Regions from separate parts of the Homo sapiens genome. Here region 1 is linked to region 2. A link is an interaction called in ENCODE POLR2A ChIA-PET data of the cell type or tissue named here. Cell type or tissue: PC-3. All regions are shown on one strand. Links, peaks and the distances in the headings refer to the core of each region. The heading gives the core; the rest is flanking DNA.

Region 1 (11,281 bases), core at 1,331-9,330, 85 kb after region 2:
GCACACTGGAGATCCAGGTTGGGGGCCTGGGTCTAATCTCAGGGCTCTACTTTTTTAACAAGGTATATAATTGTGGACAAGTCAACTGGTGTTCCTGAACCTCATTCTTACCTGCACACTGAGGAGGCTGAACTGGGTGATCTCGGAGGTCCTTTCTGGCTGTAATATCCTAAGAGACTGGATGCTCCCTAGGCAAGGAAACTGTTTTATCGACGTACATACTGTGGAAGCTTACTAATGCAAGTCTTTATTAAGTAGTTTTTCTGTAGCAGCCGCTTTTCTAAGCCCTTTGACCTATTTAACCCTTGCAGCAATCCTATGAAGAAGGATTTATCATTATCCCCATTTTACAGATAAGGAAACTGAAGCAGACAGAGGCTAAGTGATTTGCCCAAAGACCATATGGCTATTAAGTGGCAGGGCTGAGATTCATAATCCAGTAAGTTGAGGTACGCACACCAGGCATTCTATTCAGCATCAGACAGTGCTAGGCAAAGAATAACCGAAGAAGAGGGACTGTGTTCTATTCACTTTGTTTTCCCCACAGATCTGTAAGAGTGCCTGGAGCTTTTTATAGGTTCTGAATAGATATTTATCATTCTTGCAGTGGCTTGATCTTGGCTCACTGCAACCTCCGCCTCTTGGGTTCAAGCGATTCTCCTACTTTATCCTCTGGAGTAGCTGGGATTACAGGTGCCCGGCACCATGCCCAGCTAATTTTTGTATTTTTTTTTTAAATTTTATTTTAAGTTCTGGGATACATGTGCAGAACGTGCAGGTTTGTTGCATAGGCATGCATGTGCCATAGTGGTTTGCTGCACTTATCAACCCACCATCTAGGTTTTAAGCCCTGCATGCATTAGGTATTTGTCCTAATGCTCTCCTTCCCCTTGCCCCCCACCCCGTGACAGGCCCTGGTGTGTGATATCCCACTCCCTGTGTCCATGTGTCCTCATTGTTCAACTCCCACTTATGAGTGAGAATATGCGGTGTTTGGTTTTGTGTTCCTGTGTTAGTTTGCTGAGAATGATGGCTTCCAGCTTCATCCATGCCCCTGCAAAGGATATGAACTCATTGTTTTTTATGGCTGCGTAGTATTCCATGGTATATATGTGCCACATTTTCTTTATCCAGTCTATCATTGATGGACATTTGGGTTGATTCCAAGTTTTTGCTATTGTAAATAGTGCTGCAGTAAACATACGTGTGCATGTGCCTTTATAGTAGAATGATTTATAATCCTTTCGATATATACCCAGTAATGGGAATTTTTTGTATTTTTAGTAGAAATGGGGTTTTGCCATATTGGCCAGGCTGGTCTTGAACTCCTAACCTCAGGTTATCTGCCCGCCTTGGCCTCCCAAAGTACTGGGATTACAGGCATGAGCCACCACGCCTGGCCTATCATTCTTGTTTTTGTTGACGACAAAAAGTTGTTGGATTAAATTGCTTTCAGCCTTCTGGGTTGCTAAGTGTTGCAGAGTTGGCTGTGTTAAATTTCATTTTCTTTTGTTAATGTTACCCACACAAGGTGAAGGTTTTGGTTGGGGCTCAGGAGGGCTCCTGACTGGGGAGAAAGTGGGAAGATCCAGAGCAAGGAGAAGACAATGAGGCTGCCAGGCTTTGGGCTGCTCTGGCCTCTCTGCTGCCTGCCACTGTCTTCATGTCCAGCCTCGCTGTGTTTCTATAAAGGTGGAGTTGTACCTCTCTGATTTCCCCTAAAGGTGGCCTGGATGTGGTAGAAGAAAGAGGAGGCAAGGCATTACCTGCACCTGGAATACTGATGAGTGGTTTGCTCTTTCTTGTATGCCCAGTGGCCTGGTCTTAAGCCTAGGAATAAATGTAGTCACCATGGCCATAAAACGGCCCCACTGCTGGGCTTGCTTTCCCTGGCCTCTGTGAGTTCCATGCTCATTATATGGACTCCCCATAGCAACGTTGAGAGCTTGCTTATCATTTCCAGAAGTGACCATGGCAGATTAGGAATATATGTTTATTTTGAAGTGGGTTTTTTTCTTTTTAAATTTTACACATTGTTGGATGAACATAACATCAAGGGCTGCTTTCCCAACTGTCTTAGGAAAAGAGCTCTAATGTTGGAGCCAGTAGCCCTGCGTGTTCTCATCCCAGTTTTGATTATAACTGACTATAATACTGTAATGACACTCTGACCTGTGTTCTTTTATGACTGAGATTTCCGGTGGGGATGGAGGAGGTGTCTGATGTACAGAACCAGGGGGATGCTGCCTGAGCCAGGTTGGGGACGGAGAGAAGAGGCTGAATTTCAAGACACTGACATCATCAGTACTGGCCCTAGTGCAGTTACATACCTGGTCCTGCAACAAATAATGAGTATTTAGGGCACATATGCCAAGCATTAATGGGGTCACGAGGTGGATCGTTCTTTTGGGTGCCCTTTTATATGCCGCTGCAATCAGAGAAGCAGGACACCATGTAGGTGAGCATCTGCTGTTTTCACAGCTATTTGAAGCTGCAACCCAGTGTACTAAAAGTTTCCAGGCTGACTCAGTCCAAAGGTGACTGTTTTGGAAACTTTGAATGAGATTGGTTCGGCAACTTCAGTGTTATGTAAGTAAAAGGATGAGAGCAGTTGAAAGAGCCACTGCTCTGGACATGTTCTAAGTGGCTTCTACCAATGGGAATACGTGAGCGTGCATTAAGAATGTAGCAAGTGAGACTGACATGTCTCCAGTACAAGCACAGCACGTACAAGGACACAACTTCATGTTTGGTTCAATGTGAGACTTCTCTGTGGCTCCTTTCTCTTCATTTGCACAGATATCTGTACCACCCAGTATAAGTGGTATACTAATCGTAGCTAGCCTGTGCTGCATGCCTGCTATTTTCTGGGTAATTCCCATGTGTTTTACACAGGTTAACTCTACTTCCTCTCATGGAAACTACTTGTTGTCGAAATAATGGTTATATTTTACCAATATGGCAACTGAGGCACAGAGATGTTAAGTGTTTCAGCCCAGGTAAATAAGTGGTTCAATCAGGATTTGAACTCAAGCAGCACCTACCTTGGAGCCTAAGCTCTTAACCACAGCACTTCACTGAACCTATAAAATACATGTTTATTGGTTTTAAGCTCTGCTAGTTGAAGAACATTTATACATGTCTCTATTAAAAATTCACTTGTGTGTGGGTTATGAATTCACCCATAAAGAAGACTGCCATGACGCACGGAGGAGGGATGTCTGTGGAGCTTCAGGAGACGTGATAATCCACAAACTGTCCTGGGTTGAACTTAGCTATTATTCTGCCAGGAAACTGTCTGGAGAAGGTCCAGGAAAGTACCAAGAAGTAAAGAAGTACCTGAGAGTGCTCAGCTCCCAGTGTGTCCCTTGGCACCTGCCAGTCACAGCTTGGTTGGTTCTGGCTGTGGGGCCGGCCTTCCTGAGACCCTTGTCAGGGGGCTCATACCCTGGTGCTCTGTTTTCACTGATGATGAAGCCTCAGAGCCCTTGGTCCCCTCATGATGTTCTGCGGGAAAATTGTGCACACTTTTGTTGTGTGACTTAGGTTCTTTAACTCAGGCTGGTTGACATGGAGCTTGGTTCCAGTGATCAGTGCTGGCTTTAGATATGATTTGCGCATCTCTGCAGGCTAGTGTCACGCTGCACTGTGGATCTGGACTGTGGCTCGGGTGCCAGTTGCAACATAGTCTTCAAGGATAGCCAATGGCGAGACAACAGCACTCTGTCATGCAGCTGAAGTTATGGAAACACATGATGTCACATGAATGTCTATTGTGTGAGGTGATGGTTAATACCTGTGTTTCCAAGAAAGTGCCAGGTACTGGCTAGTCCTCACCACAACCCTATATGTGGTAAGGGCAGTTATTAAGCTTATTTTATAACTGAAGAAGCATTAGCACCAACAGAGAAGATAACTTGCCCAAGGTCATACATGAAAACCAATGGAGAAATTAAGGTTTCAACCTAGGCAGTTAAGGCCTAAAGTCTGTGCTCGTGACCACCAAGCTATCTCACCGGTCCCCTGTCAGGCTTTTTAGGGGATAAAGTACAGAGTAAAGTAGAACTTTCCTCAAAGACTGTCTTATTGGTCTCACTTATTTTTTTTTTTTGTTAGTCTTTGGGTTTACTTTAAATTGATGGGCTGCTGGAAAAAATGTAAATTGTCATTTAAAAAGAAGGCATCAAGGTTTTGTCTTAGGTTAATTTTTCAAAGGGCTTACCAAGAACACAGAAGACAGAATGCCAGCTGGGTGCCGTGGCTCACGCCTGTAATCCCAGCACTTTGGGAGGCCAAGGCAGGCAGATCACTTGAGGCCAGGAGTTTGAGACCAGCCTGGCCAACATGGTGAAACCCCATCTCTACTTAAAAAAAAAAAAAAAAAAAAAAAAATAGCCAGGTGTGGTGGTGCATGCCTGTAACCCTAGCTGCTTGGGAGGCTGAGTTGGGAGGATCCCTTGAACCTGGGAGGCAGAGATTGCAGTAAGCTGAGATCATGACACTGCACTATAGCCTGGGTGACAAGGCAAGACAATGTCAAAAAAAAAAAAAAAGACAGAATGCTGAGCAATTAAGAACTACTTTATTTAGTCCTGTCTTATCATTTGTGGCCTTTGTGTATTGAGCACGTCCTGAGAGCTGGGCACTTTCTAAATACTTTACATGTGTTTCCTCACTTTATGCTTGTAACTGCTTTCTGGAAGCAGGACTGTGATTATTCCCATTTTATGGAAGAAGGAAATGAGGTTCACGAATATTACATAATCTGCTCATAGTCACAAAGCTAGCAGGTGGTGGGGCTGGCGTAGAAACCCAGGCAGTCTGGCTCCAGAGTCCATGTTCTTAATTAACCACTCCTCTAGGGTGGAAAGCTCACTGGTTTTGGGGTTAGGACACTCATGCCAGCTCTGCCAAAATGTCAACATGTGTGACACTGGCCAAGTCATATCTCCTCTTGGGTTCTCATTCATTTATTTACTGATTCATTCAGCAGCTCTTTCCAGCATACCTACCATGTGCTAGGCATTGTTAGTACTAGATACATAACGGGTGATAAGATAGATTTCCTCGATGCTTCTGTAGAGTTTACAGATGGATTTTCAGTTTCCTCATCTGTAAAAGATGAGAATTAAAATATATGAATGTTTCTCATCCTTTACAAAACCCACACATCTTTTTATAAACATAAAAAGTTATGCCTTCCCTAATGTTATTTGAAATTTCTGAGTAAATAACCATGACTAAAAATAAATTAAAGCAATTATAATAGTGAGTAATTTTTGTTTGAATCACACAAGCCCTCATGCCTGTTCCTGAGGAGATTCTCCTGCGCTGGCCCTCTGAGCCCTGGGCATTCTTTCGGTTAAGAATCATGGGAATAGTATTCTTGCTCTAAAAACGGACCTACAGTTATATTTTTTAATTGCTTTGAAATGCTGGAGTTGTGTCTATTTAATTTGTATTCATTCTTTCACCAAGTTTTGGCTCTTGGGTTTGTATGGCAGATAAAACTTTACTCATTCCTTTTACTGAAAACCTCTTTCCCCCCCAGGGTATAGTCGTGAGTCACGAGCTCTCTCACCAACTGACATTTCCCCATCCTGTTTTTGGAGGGAACAACAAAGGACATGCCTGGTGCCTGACACAGCGGGCCCACAGGCTGCTCCTTTAGTGGCCTTGTGAGTTCGATGAGCTTTTGGCTCTAGGAAGTGCCTGGGCTGCTATTACTCTGTGAATCTCATGAGATTCACAGACCTCTTAGGAGCACCAGCCAGGTTGTAAAGATCTCTTGAGGACTGGGCTCTGGAAGGACTGGCCACTCCAACACCCTGCCTTGCCCTTAATTGTGCATTGCCTGGTGTTCTTTAATTGCCTCACAAATGCCCTTGAAAACTCTCAGGGATGGCCTCACTGTGCATGACAAAGGAATGCAACCTACTGTCTGGTTGTACTGAAGGAGCAGAGAGCAGGATTCTCATAATGATTGTTCAAAGAATTTATTTATGTGGAGTCCTAAAAGGAGTGATAGGTGTGAAAAAATGCAATTTAATTCAACAAACATTGATGCAAACGCTGTGCTTGGTGACAGCAATATAGAGATGAATAAGACCAGTGTCTAGTGACGTGCTGGCAAGTACAACTGGCTCTGTGGGGAGGCGGTACCCTGATTTGTACCTTTTGCTGATTTCCATTGAGTAAATACTCTTGCCATGTTTGATTTCAAGCTACCAACATGGTGTCAATTGGCTCACAGAAGCCCTGAAAATTTAATAATCAGCTCTTATGAGCCTGTACAAACTGAACTTGCATTCTGCTACCAATATCTACTTTTGAAGTTGTCAGTTTAGATTGGAAGATACATAAATTGCCATGCAGTCTGATAAAGACAGAAATAGAAGTATGTAGAAGGTAGAAAGGTATCACAAGGGACACTGGTTCAATTCTGCGGTGGGCATATCCACATGGTAGGCTGCAAACAAAGACAGGCAAGGCCTGTAGGTGGGTGGAGACAGAGACCTTCAGAGCATCCTCAGTGCCTTCAGGTCATGGGGAAATGCCTTGGCCTGCCTTAAGGTCCCGTGCAGTCTAGCCTCACCTTACCTGGCTGAACATTCTCCCACATTTACTGACACAAACCTTCTGCTCTAGTGAGTCCAGCCCAGTGTTTTCAGTCTTGAGAGCACATCCCTGCCTTGGCTGACACCCACCTCCTCCCACCACCGTTTAGAAAGTGCCTTCCCTCCACCTCCACTTCCCTGCTCTACTCATCCTTCTTTATGAATGCTTCCTACAACAGCTCCAAGCCACAGAAAGCACTGACAGAAAGGGAAAGATTGATCACGTGAATTCCATTAAAGTGAAGAATTTATGTTTATCAAAAGTCACTGTTAAGAAAGGAAAAGGCAAACAATGGAGTCAGAGGAACTGTTTGGAACACTTATGACCAATCGAGGATTTGTATTCAGGACATGTAAGGACCTCTCACAAATCAATAAGAAAAAGACAAGAAAAGGGAAAAGAGACCAGAACAGGAACTTCACAAGAATGGATATCCAAATGACATGAAAAGAAGCTTGCCTTCACTCCACCTTTACCTCAGTCACTAGGGAAATGTGATGCCACTACATACCCACTAAAGTGGCTGAAACCAAATAGACTTGTATTACCAAGCATTGTTGAAGACTTGAAAGAGTGGGAAATAATGTATACTGCTGGTAAGAATCAGACATGGTATAACCTATTTGAAAAACAGTTTGGCAATATTTATTAAAATGGAACATTTGCATACTCTATGACCCAGCATATAATCTGACCATACTCTATGACCCAGCATATGATATGACCTAGCTATAATCCAATGAAAATGTATATCCATATGTTTACCTAAAAGTATGTACTGGAATGTTGATACAGCATCATTAGTTATGGCTCCAAATTGGAAATACCCAGACATTCATCAATAGTAAAAAATAAATTATAGGCTATTTGTGAAGTGGAATCTTTTTAAACTATGAAAAAGCATGACATACTGCTCCATAGAACTACATGGATGAACCTCACAAACCTAATTTTGAGCGAAAGGGGCCAAACAAAAAAGAAAACAAATGGAGTTATTATATTTATATAAAGTTCAAAAACAGACAAAACTATATGAGGTTAGACATCAGTTTACCTGATACCTTTGGGGAAGAGCAAGAGGTTAGTGACTGGGAGGGCTGTGTTGGGGGCTTCTGAGTTGCTGAGGTTGTTATATTTCTGGCCCTGAGTGGTGATAACACAGGTATGTTCACTTTGTCATTGAGCTTTACGTGTGCAATTTGTGTACTTTTCTGTATATCTTACATTTTTATTAGCTAAAAAGCAAAGGAGCTTCTGCATGAAAGTATTAGAACTAGTGCTGGAAAGTGAGGGAGTGTTTCTGAACCGCCTTTGTGTTTTTCTTTTGACGTTTTCTATCTTTATGAGTTTATTCATCAAACAAAGACATTTTGAGAGTGACAATGTGCCGGGAACTATTTTAGGTACTGAGAGTGAAACAAAATAGAAACAACTGCTGCTTTCATGGAGCTTACATTCTCAAGGGGACAGCAAGGTCCTTGAACAGACAAATGTATAACAAGTCAGGGGATAAGAAATACTCTGAAGTGGTATTAGGGGATAAGAGGATAAAGAATAATGGAGCTGGGCTGAGGGTTTGGGCACTGACTAGGTGTTGTTTTATATGGGGTGGTCGAAGAGGACCTCTGACCAGGCAGCCTTGGAGCCAGAGCCTGGATGAAGTGAGTAAGGGAGGCTGACAGGTATGTGAAGAACATTCCAGGCAGAGAGGGCAGTAAGCGCAAAGGCCCTGCATTGGGATCCTTGGCCTCCGAAGCAGGAAACTCAGCATCATTCTTGGCTTCTCTCTCTCTTCTTCACCTTCATATTTGAATCAAATCATGATCCATTTGATTTCATAGCTAAATCTCTCATAGTTTGCAACCTCTGCCTCCCAGGCTCAAGCGCTTCTTCTGCCTCAGCCTCTCGAGTAGCTGGGATTACAGGAACATGCCAGCACACCCAGCTAATTTTTGTATTTTTAGTAGAGATGGGGTTTCACCATGTTGGCCAGGGTGGTCTCAAACTCCTGGTTTGTCTCCATCCCCTCCATTGTTGCCTATTTGGGTAATAGTTTCTTAACTCTGCCTTCCCGTTTCCATTTTTTTCTCTTCTGATTTTAAGTCACTGACTGGATATGCCACTCCTCTGCCTAAAAGCCCTCCAGTGGCTCTGCTTTGCTCTCAGAGTAAATGCCCTACAAGGTTTTGGTTTTCCTCACTGGTCTCATATCTTTCTGCTTTGCCGTACACTCCGTGCTTGAGCCACACCAAGGCGATTCCATGTTTCCCACATTCCCTCTGAGGAAAGGCCCTTTAGTCTCTGGGTCTTTCTTTATGAGGGTGCATCTACCTGTGGAGTTCTTTCCCCCACCTCCTCATTTTATGTTTTGCACATCCCTTAGATCTCAGCTTAGATGTTGTTTAGTCTGGGAAGCTGTTCCTGTCCCTTAAACCTTGGCCAAGTCCCTGTGTTCTCCTATCGTTGCCCCGTCATATCATTTTGTCATTGATTTTTCTTTTTTCCAGCCTCCCATGAAACTCTAAGACACATGTGGGAAGTAACTATGTTACTTATTCATAGTGCTTAGCAAAGTTTCTGATGTTTAGAAATTTCTCAATAAATATTAAAAAAAGAATGCATGTTGAGCTACATTTCTGTGATATGTCAAAAATCTAGAAGTATTTTTATTAGTAACTGATAGAAATATCTTTCAGTCAAAACATTATTCATCAACTCACAAAAAAGCAGACTAGCTTTGTGTTTGAGTTTTGTTTTTGTTTTTCCTGGTAATTTTGTGTTCCATAATTTCTCAGACACAGAAACATTATCTTTCAAATTTTAATACCACTTTATTTGACTCAATCACATGTAAAATTTTTGTTCAGAGAATTTTGAATGTATCCGTGAAAAATATTCAAATGTCGAAATCCAAATGTCTTGCTTTGGCTGTGGAGCAATATCATTACTGTGACTTAGTTCTAGAATTTAGACTTAATTGCTAAAAAAAAAATTTTGAATTCAACTTTATTAATTTTGTCAAGTTTTTGATGTGCTAGGTGGACATTCTTTCCAATTTATTACAGTCCCTTCATATAGACACAAAAGCTTTTAACACGATGGGAAAGCTGGTGAGACAAGTCAGAAAATAAAGCAGCTCTTTTTTCTTTTTTTGTTGAGACAGAGACTAGTTCTGTTGCCCAGGCTAGAGTGCAGTGGTGCGATCTTGGCTCACTGTAGCCTCCACCTCCCAGGTTCAAGCAATTCTTGTGTCTCAGGCACCGAAGTAGCTGGGATTACAGGCAGTAGCCACCACGCCGGCTAATTTTTGTATTTTTAGTAGAGATGGGGTTTCACCATGTTGGCCAGGCTGGTCTCAAACTTCTGAGCTCAAGTTATCCACCTGCCTCGGCCTCCCAAAGTGCTGGGATTACAGGCATGAGCCACCGTCCCCAGCCAGAAAGCCGTGATTTTTAAGCTGATGCTTTGTACCATCAGTGTGAGGAGTGATGCTATTGATCCCTGCTGGGCATGAGCATTAGAAGAAAGTTGAGCAGGGACTTAAAATGGGGATGTGGAGCACTGTGCCAATGTCTTTCAAATGGGCTTTTAAAAATTATTTTAACAGGATTATTTGGAGAATCATAAATGTTTGAGCCTCAGATACACTCATAGCTACCATTTACTGAGTACTTGCTATATGCCAGGCACTATAAAAACTGCTTTAAATAGACAATCTTGTTTAATTGTAATAACAGTCATATGGGATTGTTACCATCATTCCCATTTAACAGATGAGAAAATTAAGGCTCAGAGAGGTTGAGTGGTTTGCCCTAGGTCATATAGCAGGTCAAAGCTAATGCTGAACTATGAACACAGTTCCTCTGACTGAAAATGTGCAAGGCTACTAACGACTAGGTCCTACTGGCTTATGTATTGAAAAGTAGATCAATGAACTCATTCTGGAGCTAAATGTTGTCTATTACTGTGGATTATCCATGACATAACCCACTCATTATATTCCAGTATTGGTTAAAAGGTAGGAGAGAAGTGATAGTAAATTTCATGGGTTCGGCATATCTTCTGACCGACAGAAGACATGGAAATGTTTTAAATGTTTCTTTTCCTTTTTTTTTTTTTTTAAAAAAAAAACAAAAACAAATAACACTAAAAGTTTCACCAAACAAGGGTTCATAAAAGGATCGTCTCTAAATTGTGAGTGTGGTGAGTGTGCATGCTCTGAGCAAAAAGAGCCTCCCCTTTCTGAGGGAATTGTGACCCTGGAAAGGAGGAGAGCAGGAACAGCTGGCCATCTCCCCCTGAAAGGCCAGGGCCCCCCTCTCAGGCCTCTGGGCTCCAGCTCTGGCTGAGGGTGTGTTTGTTTGGCTGTGACTCTTTCCCTTCTGTTTCCCTCTCGGTGTCATATTTCATGAGCTCCAGGCTCCTGCCTGTTTCAGCTTGAGCCTCTGGCTTTCATCGCTGCCTCCTTGGCCAAAGCTGAGTGAGGGCTTGAAAAAAACACTGATTGGATGCACATTTAGTGGAGGCGATTGCTGGACCAGCACCTCACCAATCCCCAGCCCCAAATGCAACTGACAGCTACACCCTCCTGGCTGGAGCCTAAACCAGAGGCCCCTTTCCTCCCTCCTCTCCACCCATACCCTTGCTGTTTGCCCAACTCTTC
Region 2 (11,281 bases), core at 1,717-9,716:
GCATTTGGCAATGTCTGGAGATATTTTTGGTTGTGACAAGTGGGAAAGTGAAGTGGTACCACTGGCATCTAATAGGGATTAGGGATGTCACTAAACATCCTACAATGCACAGGATGGTCTCCTACGACAAAGAGTTATCTGGCCTAAAGTGTCAATGGTGTCAAGGTCGAGAAGCCTTGTTTCAAATTATTCATTTACTCTGTTTTGCCCAAATATTTGGTGGCACTTAGGAATTCAAAAGAATGTAGTTTCTGAATTTTCTCTGGTAGGCTATTCCAGTTTTTTGTTATTGTTGTTGTTATTTTAGAGGATTAAAAAAATAAAAAGACAAAGGTGGTTCTTTAAATATGGGCCATAGATCATTGGTCATTAGTAAGGGTTCTCTGTGTCTAAAATGCTGTTTGCATGAAAAGACTGAGCTTTATAAATGCATCTTAAATAATATTTAAGTATTGACCAAAAGTATAAAAAGGAACATCTGGATAAATGATTCTAAAAATTATATCTAGAAAAGAGATGAATAAATTTCATTTTCCGCTAACAAGTTGTCACAAGATAGGATGTCATTCATGGGGTGGGTCTTTTGTTTAAGGATCACTTTTTTTTTTTTTTGAAGAGCATGTGATGTTCATATCCATCAATCTTACCTATTTTTTTTTTAACTAAGGCCTAAATCATTCATTTAGCATATTTTCTATTTTATTTCAATAACAGCTCAATTTTGCTATTGTTATCTATTCCAGTTTTCAAAAAGATTAGTGAAGTTTGACTTCTCATTGAAATGAGCTCCAAATGGGTTGTAAGAATGGAATTGCAGAGTCTTTAGCTCCTGAATGCCAAAAACTGATACTAATGGTATGATCCGTTTCTTTTTTTCTTGAACCTTGCTATTTCCTCTGCTATTTCCACCTGCTATTTATTCTTCTCCTGTTGTAAGAAAATACTAGTGATGCTAGGAAAAGGGAAGAATGGAAATGGGATTGTGTAGTGGTTTTGTTGGAGAGGAGCGATGGCTGGGGAACATTGGGTAGTTAAGAGCAAACTCTGAGAGCCTCTGAGCCATGAAATGATAAGGTGATAGCATTATGTATTTTTATGAGTTCTTGTTAAATAATTGTTATAATTCAGAAAATACAGAATTGGGTAAAATGTTTATGAAAATAAAAGCTAGAATAATTTGGCAGTAACAGTATAGAATTTATGTGACAGTTGATAGTCATTTTGAGTCTGGCTTGATCGACTGGCTGTGATTTAATAACTTTTTTGATAGTCACAAGTGAACATATAAGCCCAATGGGTATGTTACTTGAATATTTGATTTTTGTTCAATTTCCCTCTTAACCTCTCTAATTTAATCCAGTTTTGATGTCCACAAAGGAATTTTTAGTGACGTCTATTGGAAGATAAAGAAAAATTCAGTTTTCAACTTCTACCTCTTCTATTCCTGGAAGTTTTGGCTTTTATTGGTAATTTTGATTTTATTTCTAATTCCAGCTTACTATTGCTAGCACTTCCTCTTTATTCATCACAGTACAGTCAGATTTCAGTTATCCAGGTAAAAAGAGGCAAGGAAAAAGCATGCATACTCTTAGAAGAGTGACTAAAACACAAATCATTCAGTTAGTTTGGAAATCTGTTTTTCTGTTGGCCAACGTGGACATTTTTGCAATTCATGGTCCTGTTTTGAGCCCTGGTTTAGGAAATACATATTGGGAAGTGATGAATGAATGAGTTAGCCAGTAAGGACTGAGTGCTTGTCACGTGGCCAGCAATATTAGATGGGGTATAAAAAGTATAACACAGAGACTTGTCCTTAAAAAACTTACATTCTGGTTAAAGGGACAAAATTAACCCACGTAACAATGAAAAGATAATTTATTACTAAAATGTAAGGAATTAAGCTCAGTAAGAGTTAAACAAAGGTAATCATAAATTGGAGTTTATCGTGTCCTCATCGAAGGATCTCATTGTATTAGGATTCTCCAGAAAAACAGAACTGATAGGATATTAAAAGTAATGGGAAAAACTGCAATTACTTTTGCACCAGCTGAAATATGTAGATATATAGAAAGACTTATTTTGAGGAATTGGCTTATGATTATGGAGGCTAAGTCCCATGATCTGCCCTCTGCAAGCTGGTGGTGTGGTTCCAGTCCAAACCCGAAGGCCTGAGAACCAGGGGAGCCAATGGTGTAAGTCCTAGTCTGAGTCTGCAGGCTGGAGAACCAGGAGTGCAGATGTCCAAGGGCAGGAGAAGATGGATGTCCCAGCTCAAGCAGAGCCAGTTGACCCTTCCTCTGCCCTTTCATTTTATTCAGGCCCTCAATGTATTGGATTGCCCACACTGATGAAGGCAATCTTCTTTACTCAGTCTCCTGACTCAAATGTTAATATCTTCTAGAAACACCCTCAAAGACATACCTAGGAATAATGTTTTACCAGCTGTCTGGGCATGCCTTAACCCAGTCAAGCTGACACATAAAATTAACTATCACACCCATCATTTTGAGAGTAGAGCTATTTCCTTCTCAAATTGGGGTTAGATGTTTATTTTTATTTATTTTTTTGAGACGGAGTTTCACTCTTGTTGCCCAGGCTGGAGTGCAATGGCATGATCTTGGCTCCCTGCAACCTCTGCTTCCCGGGTTCAAGCAATTCTACTGTCTCAGACTCCCTAGTAGCTGGGATTACAGGCGCCTGCCACCATGCCCAGCTAATTTTTTAGTAGAGACGGGGTTTCACCATGTTGGCCAGGCTGGTTTTGAAATCCTGACCTCAGGTGATCTGCCCGCCTTGGCTTCCCAAAGTGTTGAGATTACAGGCATGAGCCATGGTGCCTGGCCAGATTTAATTACCTCTAAGTGCAAATGTGTATTGTGATTTAGAAGTGGATCATGAAAGGAAGATTTATAATTATTTTGGGGAGGAAAGGGGTCCCTTAACTGCATCAAGTTGCCAGGTGATTCATGCCCAAAATATGGGGTTAATTAGGAAATCTATAACTGATATTTCTAAGTGTGGTCGCCTGAACCAGGTACATCAGCATCACCTGGAAACTTAGAAATACAGATTCTCAGAATAACTACATTATGCATATGGGGGTGCAGCCTAGAAATGTGTGTTTTAACAAGCCATCTGCATGATTTTGGTGTACACTAAGGCTTGAGAATGGTCACTGTAAGAGAATTTGGGGAGGCTGACTGAAAGTTCAGAGATGTTCCTGTGTTGATTTGTTTAAGATAATGGCCTCCAGCTGCATCCGTGTTACTGCAAAGGACATGATTTCATTCTTTTTTATGGCTGCATAGTATTCCATGGTGTATATGTACCACATTTTCTTTATCCAGTCCACCTTTGATGGGCACCTAACTGGATTCCATGTCTTTGCTATTGTGAATAGTGCTGTGATGAACATACAAGTACATGTGTCTTTTTGGGTGAACGATTTATACATTTTTTTAGTTATATGCACAGTAATGGGATTGCTGGACCAAATGCCACATGTTTTCACTTATAAGTGGGAGCTAAACATTGGGTACTCGTGAACATAAAGATAGCAACGATAGAGACTGGGGACTGCTTGAGAGGGGAAAGAAAGGGTTGGAAAACCAATAGTTTTTCACCAGTAGTTGAAAAGCTATGCTTACTACCTGGGTGACAGAATCAATTGTACCCCAAGCCTCAGCATCACACAATATATTCATGTAACAAACCTGCACAGGTACTGCCTGAATCAAGAATAAAAGTTGAAATTATTAAAAAATGTTCAGGGATGGTACTAAAAAGGAAACATAAATTAGGGAGAGAGACTGAGAGGCCAGTGTTTCCAGAGCAATAATAAATTAAGCTAGAAACCAAATAGATAAATCTTATGTGAGCTTTGTTCTTTCAAACACCCGAGGGGGCGGTACTGATCGTGGTAAAAGAATGAAAGATGGGCTGCGTGCGGTGACTCACGCCTGTAATCCTAGCACTTTGGGAGGCCGAGGGGAGCGGATCACGACAGGAGTTCGAGACCAGCCTGACCAACATGGTGAAACTATGTTGGTCTCTACTAAAAAGACAAAAATTAGCCAGGTGTGGTGGCGTGTGCCTGTAATCCCAGCTACTCAGGAGGCTGAGGCAGGAGAATTGCTTGAACCCGGGAGGCGGAGGTTGCAGTGAGCAGAGATCATGCCACTGCACTCCAGCCTGGGCGACTCCGTCTCAAAAAAACAAACAAACAAAAAAACTAGCAAGACATGACCAGGAGAATTGTAATTACTAGAACAATGGTTTCCAACCCTTAGGATCCTCTGAATTACTTGGAGAGATTTTTGAAAAATCTTGCAAGTTTTTGACTTCAATCCTAGAGATTATGATTCTCAGTCTGGTAGAAGGCCAGAGCATCTAATTTATAAAAAGCATTAGATGATTCCAAAAGGCAGCTAGGAGTGAGAATTACTGACTTGGAGGCATAGACTTAGCTTAGAAATCAACAACCAAGGATGAGAGGGAAGAGACTGGATGTGTTCTGGCTTTGAAAGCTTAGACGAGGAGAAGAGTGAAGAACATTTCACTTGAGAACAGTACAAGCAAAAGATGAATACAGGCATTCTGGGGATAATTCCACTTTGCAAATATCTCAGACTGCTAGAAACAACCAGCCTAAATGGGGGTCTTTCTAAATTTTATCCCTGTCTGACTCAACATCTTCTGAAATGGGAATCAGGGTGGTAGGCAGGGAAGAGAAAGAGGAAAGTTAGTGAACAGTTTGGTTTAAAAATATTACAGGCACTTCTTTCGGGCTGAATGAGAAGTAAAAAGTATAATAATGTGTTAAGGCCAGGCGTGATGGCTCACACCTGTAATCCCAGCACTTTGGGAGGCTGAGGCAGGTGGGTCACCTGAGGTCAGGAGTTCAAGACCAGCCTGGGTAACATAGAGAAACCCCATCTCTACTAAAAATACAAATATTAGCCAGGCGTGGTGGCACACGCCTGTAATCCCAGCTACTCGGGAGGCTGAGGCAGGAGAATCATTTGAACCCAGGAGGCAGGGGGTACAGTGAGCTGAGATTGCACCGCTGCACTCCAGCCTGAGCCACAGAGCGACGCTCTGTCTCAAAAAAAAAAAAAAAAAAAAAAGGTGTTAAGGTGATGACGTTATGGGTGGGTTTTTTTCTCTCTATAAATTTTTGGACAATACATTCTTAATTTTATGATTAAAAAGCTTTATCTTTTATAAAGGCTCAAAGGAAAAATTAACCAAAGGTGTTCACATTAGCCACTTTGGTACAGCTGTGAAGGAAATCTGAGGTAAAATTGGCTGTGGTGCAGTTGAGGTGGAGGATGTAAACATACTTTCAGAGAGCGGAATGTGCATTGTTGCAGTATAAGAAAGCGTAGTCTCCATTATGCTATTGTCTTTGGCATTGGGCATTTAATAGAGTCTTCATTTGTGAAATATGATAATGCCTTATGATTCAGAGGAATATACGAAGGAAATATATAGAAATTTAAGGTAATGCAGTTTGAGGTAAAGCTTTTTTTCAAGAGGTTTAATATGAGCCCTCTGATGGAATGTATACATTCAGTATTATGTCTTTAAAGCTGAAAGGTCTAAAAGGCTTGCCAAAAAACTCAGTGAGTCAGTGGTGACAATATGTTTATGTGAACAGTGTTTTCCAAATTATCAACAAAGTTAGGACACCATAAGAACAAAAAGTCTATCCTTGTAGCTTCATGACTCATCTTTTCCACATCAGTTCTTCAATTTCTCTCTCAGTGATTCCACTTCCCAGGAAATGATCCTTCCCACAAATCTCAGATTTTATTCTGGTAGGCAAAGTTTTTTTTTTTCTTCTTACAAAACCATGTGTACAACTCATGTTGTATTTTATAGAGTAAAATATATAACATAATATGGATAAGATTGAAATGAGACAATCGATTTTCTTTTAAAGTTTAAAATATACATTTTATTTTATTTTTTAAAATAAATTCCTCACTTTTTTTTTTTTTTAATTGGAGACAGGTTCTCACCCTGTTGCCCAGGCTGGGGTGCAGTGGCTCAATCATAACTCACTGTAGTCTCAAAATTGTGGGCTCAAGGGATCTTCCTACTTCAGCTTTCCAAGTAGCTAGGACTATAGGCATGCAGCACCATGCCCAGCTAATTTTTTTTTTTTTTTGAGACGGAGTTTCACTCCTGTTGCCCAGGCTGGAGTACAATGGCGTGATCTTGGCTCACCGAAACTTCTGCCTCCCAGGTTCAAGCGATTCTCCTGCCTCAGCCTTCTGAGTATGTAATCCCTCCTGGGATTACAGACATGCACCACCACGCCTGGCTAATTTTGTGTTTTTAGTAGAGACGGGGTTTCTCCATATTGGTCAGGCTGGTCTTGAACTCCTGACCTCAGGTGATCTGCCTGTCTCGGCCTCCCCCCGCTAATTTTTTATTTTAATTTTTGGTAAAGATGGTCTCACTATGTTGCCCAGGCTGGTCTCGAACTCCAGGGCTCAAGAAATCCTTCCACCTTGGCCTCCCAAAGTGCTGGGAATACAGGCATGTGTGACCACATCTGGCTTATTTTATAGACTTCTAAAAGGTCTGAAATGTGATAAAGGAGAGATTAACTGTCACACGAATATAAAGTAAATATTCAGTAAGGATAACTATGGCTAACATATTCTAACACTTAACCATGTGTCAGGCATTGCACTAAGCACTTTACATACATTATCTCATTTAATCCTTATTACTTTCCTATGAAGTGGGAACTTTTATTGTCCAGTACACAGGGAAACTGAGGCATAGAGGTTAAGTAAATTGTTTAAGATTATATACCTCATAAGAAGCAAAGCTGAGAATTGAACCCAGAGTCTAAATCCAGAGGCCCATACTTTTTGTCTACTTAAAATAAATTCAAACATACACAATAGAACAGAGTAATAAGCCTCTATTACTTAGTTTCTAACAATTAATTGTGGTTAGTCTTGGTTCATTTATTTCTCACTTTCCCTCTACACCCCACCCACCCACTGAATTACTTTAAAATCAGTTCAACATCTTGGTTGTAATACTTCATTGTATCAGTGTATATTGGAGTGATAAAATAACCAGTGTATGTGTGTGTTTATATATATGAATATATATATGTATTTAGACCAGGTCTCACTCTGTCACCCAGGCTGGAGTACAGTGGCATGAACATGGCTCACTGCAGCCCCGAACTCCTGGGCTCAAGTGATCCCCCAACCTTAGCTTCCCAAGTAGCTGGTACTACAGGCACATGCCACTGGTCCAGGTAATTTATTTTGTAGAGACGAGGTCTTGCCATGTTGCCCAGGCTGTTCCCAAACTCCTGGGCGCAAGTGATCCTCCCACCTCAGCTTCTCAAAGTGTTGGGATTACAGGCGTGAGCCACAATGCCCACCCCATGATATTTTTAAAACCTTAATAATTAACAATCATGCCTTAATATCATGTAGTATCCAGCCAGTGTTTGAACTTCCCCAAGTGTCTCATAAATATCTTTTTTTTTTTTTTTTCTGAGACAGGGTCTCACTTTGTCGCCCAGGCTGGAGTGCAGTGGCAAGATCTTGGCTTACTGCAGCCTCAACCTCCTGGGCTCAAGTGATTCTCCTGCTTCAGCCCCTCAAGTTGCTGGGACTACAGGTGCACACCACCATGTCGGCTAAATTTTTGTTTTTTTTTGTAGAGAGGGAGTTTCACCATGTAGCCCAGGCTGGTCTTGAACTCCTGAGTTCAAGCTATCCCCCTTCCTTGGCTCCCAAGGTGCTAGGATTACAGGTGTGAGCCTCTGTGCCCAGCCCCCAGTGTCTCATAAATATATATTTTTTATGTTGCATTATTTGAATCAGGCTCTACAGTCAATTTATTGCCTTTGACTAATATGTCTTTTAAATATTCCCTTAAATATTTAAAAATATATGCAGGTCCTCCTTCCTCTTCTTTTTTTTTTTTGTTTGATATTTATTTGTTAGAAAAAACTGGTTACTTTTTCAACATAGATTTGCAGATTTTGGGTTTCATTTCCATGATGTCCTTTAACTTGCTCCTCTAGCCTCCATATTTCCTGAAAATTATAGTTATAGCTGAAGCTTGATGAAATTCAAGGTCAATTTTTTTTTTTTTTTTGGGGGGGGCGGAATCTCACTGTTGCTCAGGCTGGAGTGCAGTGGCATGATCTTGGCTCACTGCAAGCTCTGCCTCTTGGGTTCACGCCATTCTTCTGCCTCAGTCTCCCCAGTAGCTGGGACTATAGGCACCCACCACCATGCCCAGCTAATTTTTTGTATTTTTTAGTAGAGACGGGGTTTCACTGTGTTAGCCAGGATGGTCTTGATCTCCTGACCTCGTGATATGCCCGCTTTGGCCTCCCAAAGTGCTGGGATTACAGGCGTGAGCCACTGTAATCAATTTTGTAAAGTTAAAAATATTTCATAGGCTGGGCACAGTGGCTCACACTAGTAATTCCAGCACTTTGGGAGGCCAAGGGGGGCAGATCACTTGAGGTCAGAAGTTTGAGACCAGCCTAGCCAACATGGTAAAACCCTGTCTCTACTAAAAATATAACAATTAGCCAGGCGTGGTGGTGTAGGCCTGTAGTCCCAGCTACTTGGGAGGCTGAAACAGGGAATCACTTGAACCCAGGAGGCAGAGGTTGCAGTGAGCCGAAATTGCACCACTGCATTCCAGCCTGGGCAACAGAGCAAGACTCTGTCTAATCAAAACAAAACAGAAACAAACCCAAAAAACTTCATAGATAGTGTGCATACTTCATGTTAATCTCATTAGAGGCACATAAATTCAGTTCTTGTTCAGCCTAACAAGATAAAGAGTATCTCTGTGTTCTTATAAAGATATTTTAAAATCAGTCCTCTGAAAATAGATTAATAAAATATTAAAATCACCTAGGGTCACTATGGAATAAAGAAATCCTAATTTAAAGAGGAAATAGTGGCCCTTGATCCAACTATTTAATATGGCCTTAGTAGAATTAGCTGTATTTAGGGCAAGTCAGACTTTATTGTGAAATGTAATAGGTGTCTGCATTCTCTTCATTTTAATCAAAGAAACTTAAATGGCTTCTTTTCTTCCACATGTCCTATCCTTGACAAGATGGGCAATATCACTAAGGGGCCTGGTTTTCTATTATCTGATGCTAGGAAGTATAAACTTGTACTTACTGTTCTTGTTTCTCTTTTATCTGTGTATCTTTGCCATTCTGTTTTCTCAATGAATAGTATGTTCTCTCCCATTCAGGTACCTTAATGGTGTCTATTTTATTTTATTGCTGCATAACACCACATATTTATTTTTTAGTTTCTAAAGATTAGTAATCCAGGAGTGGCTTAGCTGGATAGTTCTGTCTCTGGTTCTCTCATGAGGTTGGAGTCAAGCCATCAGCCAAGGCAGAAGTCATCCAGACTGCACTGGGGCTGAAGACCGTGATGCCAAGCTCACTCACGTGGCCTTTGGTAAAAGGCCTCAGTCCTGTGCCATATGGACCTCTCCATAGGACCTCATGACAAGGAAGCTGGCTTTCCTCAGCACAAGTGACCCAAGCAAGAGAGACAGCAGCAAGATAGAAGCCAGTGTCTTTTATAATTAACCTCAGAAGTGACATAGCATCATGTCTATAATACCATATTGGTCAACTATTGTACAATAAGTGACTACTCAAGGGTATAAATACTGGAAGGCAGAGATTATGGGGACCCATCTTAAAGGCTGGCTTCCACAAACTTAGGTGTAAAATTCTTAACACAATTTTAGCAAATAGAATTCAACAATATATTAGATGGATAATATAACAAAGTGGGGTGTAGCCCAGGAATGCATGGTTGGCTTAACATTTGAAAATTAATAAGGAGAATTCAATATATTAACAGACAAAAAGACAAATTATAGATTTAGGAAATACATTTCTCAAAATCCAACATCCTTTCCTTATAAAATTTTAGTCTCATGACACTAGGGATAGAAGGAATAGATGTGATAAACAAAGGTCATGTTTGCAAACCTACATTTTACTATCACACTTAATGGTAAAAGACTTGTGTATTTCCCCCCCAAAATCAGGAACAAGGCAGTATGTTCTTTTTTGCTACCTCTATTCAATGTTGTATAGAAGTTATACCCAGTAAAATAAGGCAAGAAAAACATATAGGTATCTACATTGGAAAGGAATAAATAAATCTGTCTATTTGAAGATGACATGATTATCTACCTTGAAAATCCTGTGGGATCTGCATGCAAGTTATCAGAGCTAATAAGTTTAACAAGGTTGTGGGATACAAGATCAACATACAAAAATCATTTGTATTTCTATATTCTAGCAACAAATAATTAGACATTAAAATTTAGAAAATCAACATCATTTATAGTAATGTTAAAACATGAAATGCTTATGGGTAAATCTGACTAATATGTGAAGGACCTGTACATTGAAAAGTACAAAATGTTGTTGAGTAAAATTACAGAAGTAGATGAGAAGATTTGGTGTTAAGATGTCAGTTCTCCCCAAAATGATCTATAGATGACAAGGTAGACAAATATATCAATGAGACAGAATAGATAATCGATAAATAGACTAATCTAGAAATAGACAATACATATATTGTCAATTTGAGTCCGGGCGTGGTGGCTCACGCCTATAATCTCAAGATTTTGGGAAGCTGAGGTAGGAGGATCACTTGAAGCCGGGAATTCAAGATCAGCCTGGTCAACATAGTGAGACCCCCCATCTCAGAAAAGAAAAAGAAAGGAAAGAAAGGAAGAAGGAAGGAAGGAAAAGAGGGAGGAAGGGAGGGAAAGGAAGGAAAGGAAGAAATAAGTATATTGTCAATTCATTTTCAACTAAGGTGCAGAGACATTTCAATGGAGAAAAATAGTATTTTCAACAAACGGTGCTGAAACAATTAGATATCCATCTTCAAGAAAGTAAACTTATACATACCTTGCACCAAATATAAAAAGTAATTTGAAATAAAGCATAGACCTAAATGTAAAACCTAAAACTATATAAAACTTCTAGAAGAGGCTGGGCGTGGTGGCTCATGCCTGTAATCCCAGCACTTTGGGAGGCCGAGGGGGGTGGATCACGAGGTCAGGAGATCAAGACCATGCTGGCTAACATGGTTAAACCCTGTCTCTACTAAAAAAATACAAAAATTAGCCTGACGTGGTGGCATGTGCCTGTAGTCCCAGCTACTCGGGAGGCTGAGGCAGGAGAATTGCTTGGACCTGGGAGGCAGAGGTTGCAGTGAGCTGA

The links. Peaks named below come from ENCODE experiments on the same cell type or tissue, not always from the same donor. Only the 100,000 strongest peaks of a DNase experiment are listed, where the experiment ranks them.
Region 1: POLR2A ChIA-PET joins it to region 2 with 13 read pairs; 7 of 35 experiments call an interaction of 5 or more read pairs at or near these places.

The regions. Positions count from the first base shown.
Region 1 is chr1:162,685,476-162,696,756 of GRCh38, forward strand. The region is part of intron 2 of DDR2 (discoidin domain receptor tyrosine kinase 2); the gene reads left to right. Among named protein-coding and RNA genes, the nearest start is that of DDR2, 59 kb to the left of the region's middle. In PC-3, for the core only: no CTCF peak of the experiment used is centred there; DNase peaks (open chromatin) are centred at 4,916 and 5,606; H3K4me3 peaks cover 377 bases; H3K27ac peaks cover 1,983 bases.
Region 2 is chr1:162,600,049-162,611,329 of GRCh38, forward strand. It overlaps UAP1 (UDP-N-acetylglucosamine pyrophosphorylase 1), which reads left to right. Exons shown (of 11, transcript NM_001324116.5): 11 at 1-1,192. Among named protein-coding and RNA genes, the nearest start is that of DDR2, 27 kb to the right of the region's middle. In PC-3, for the core only: no CTCF peak of the experiment used is centred there; a DNase peak (open chromatin) is centred at 5,653; H3K4me3 peaks cover 373 bases; H3K27ac peaks cover 2,454 bases.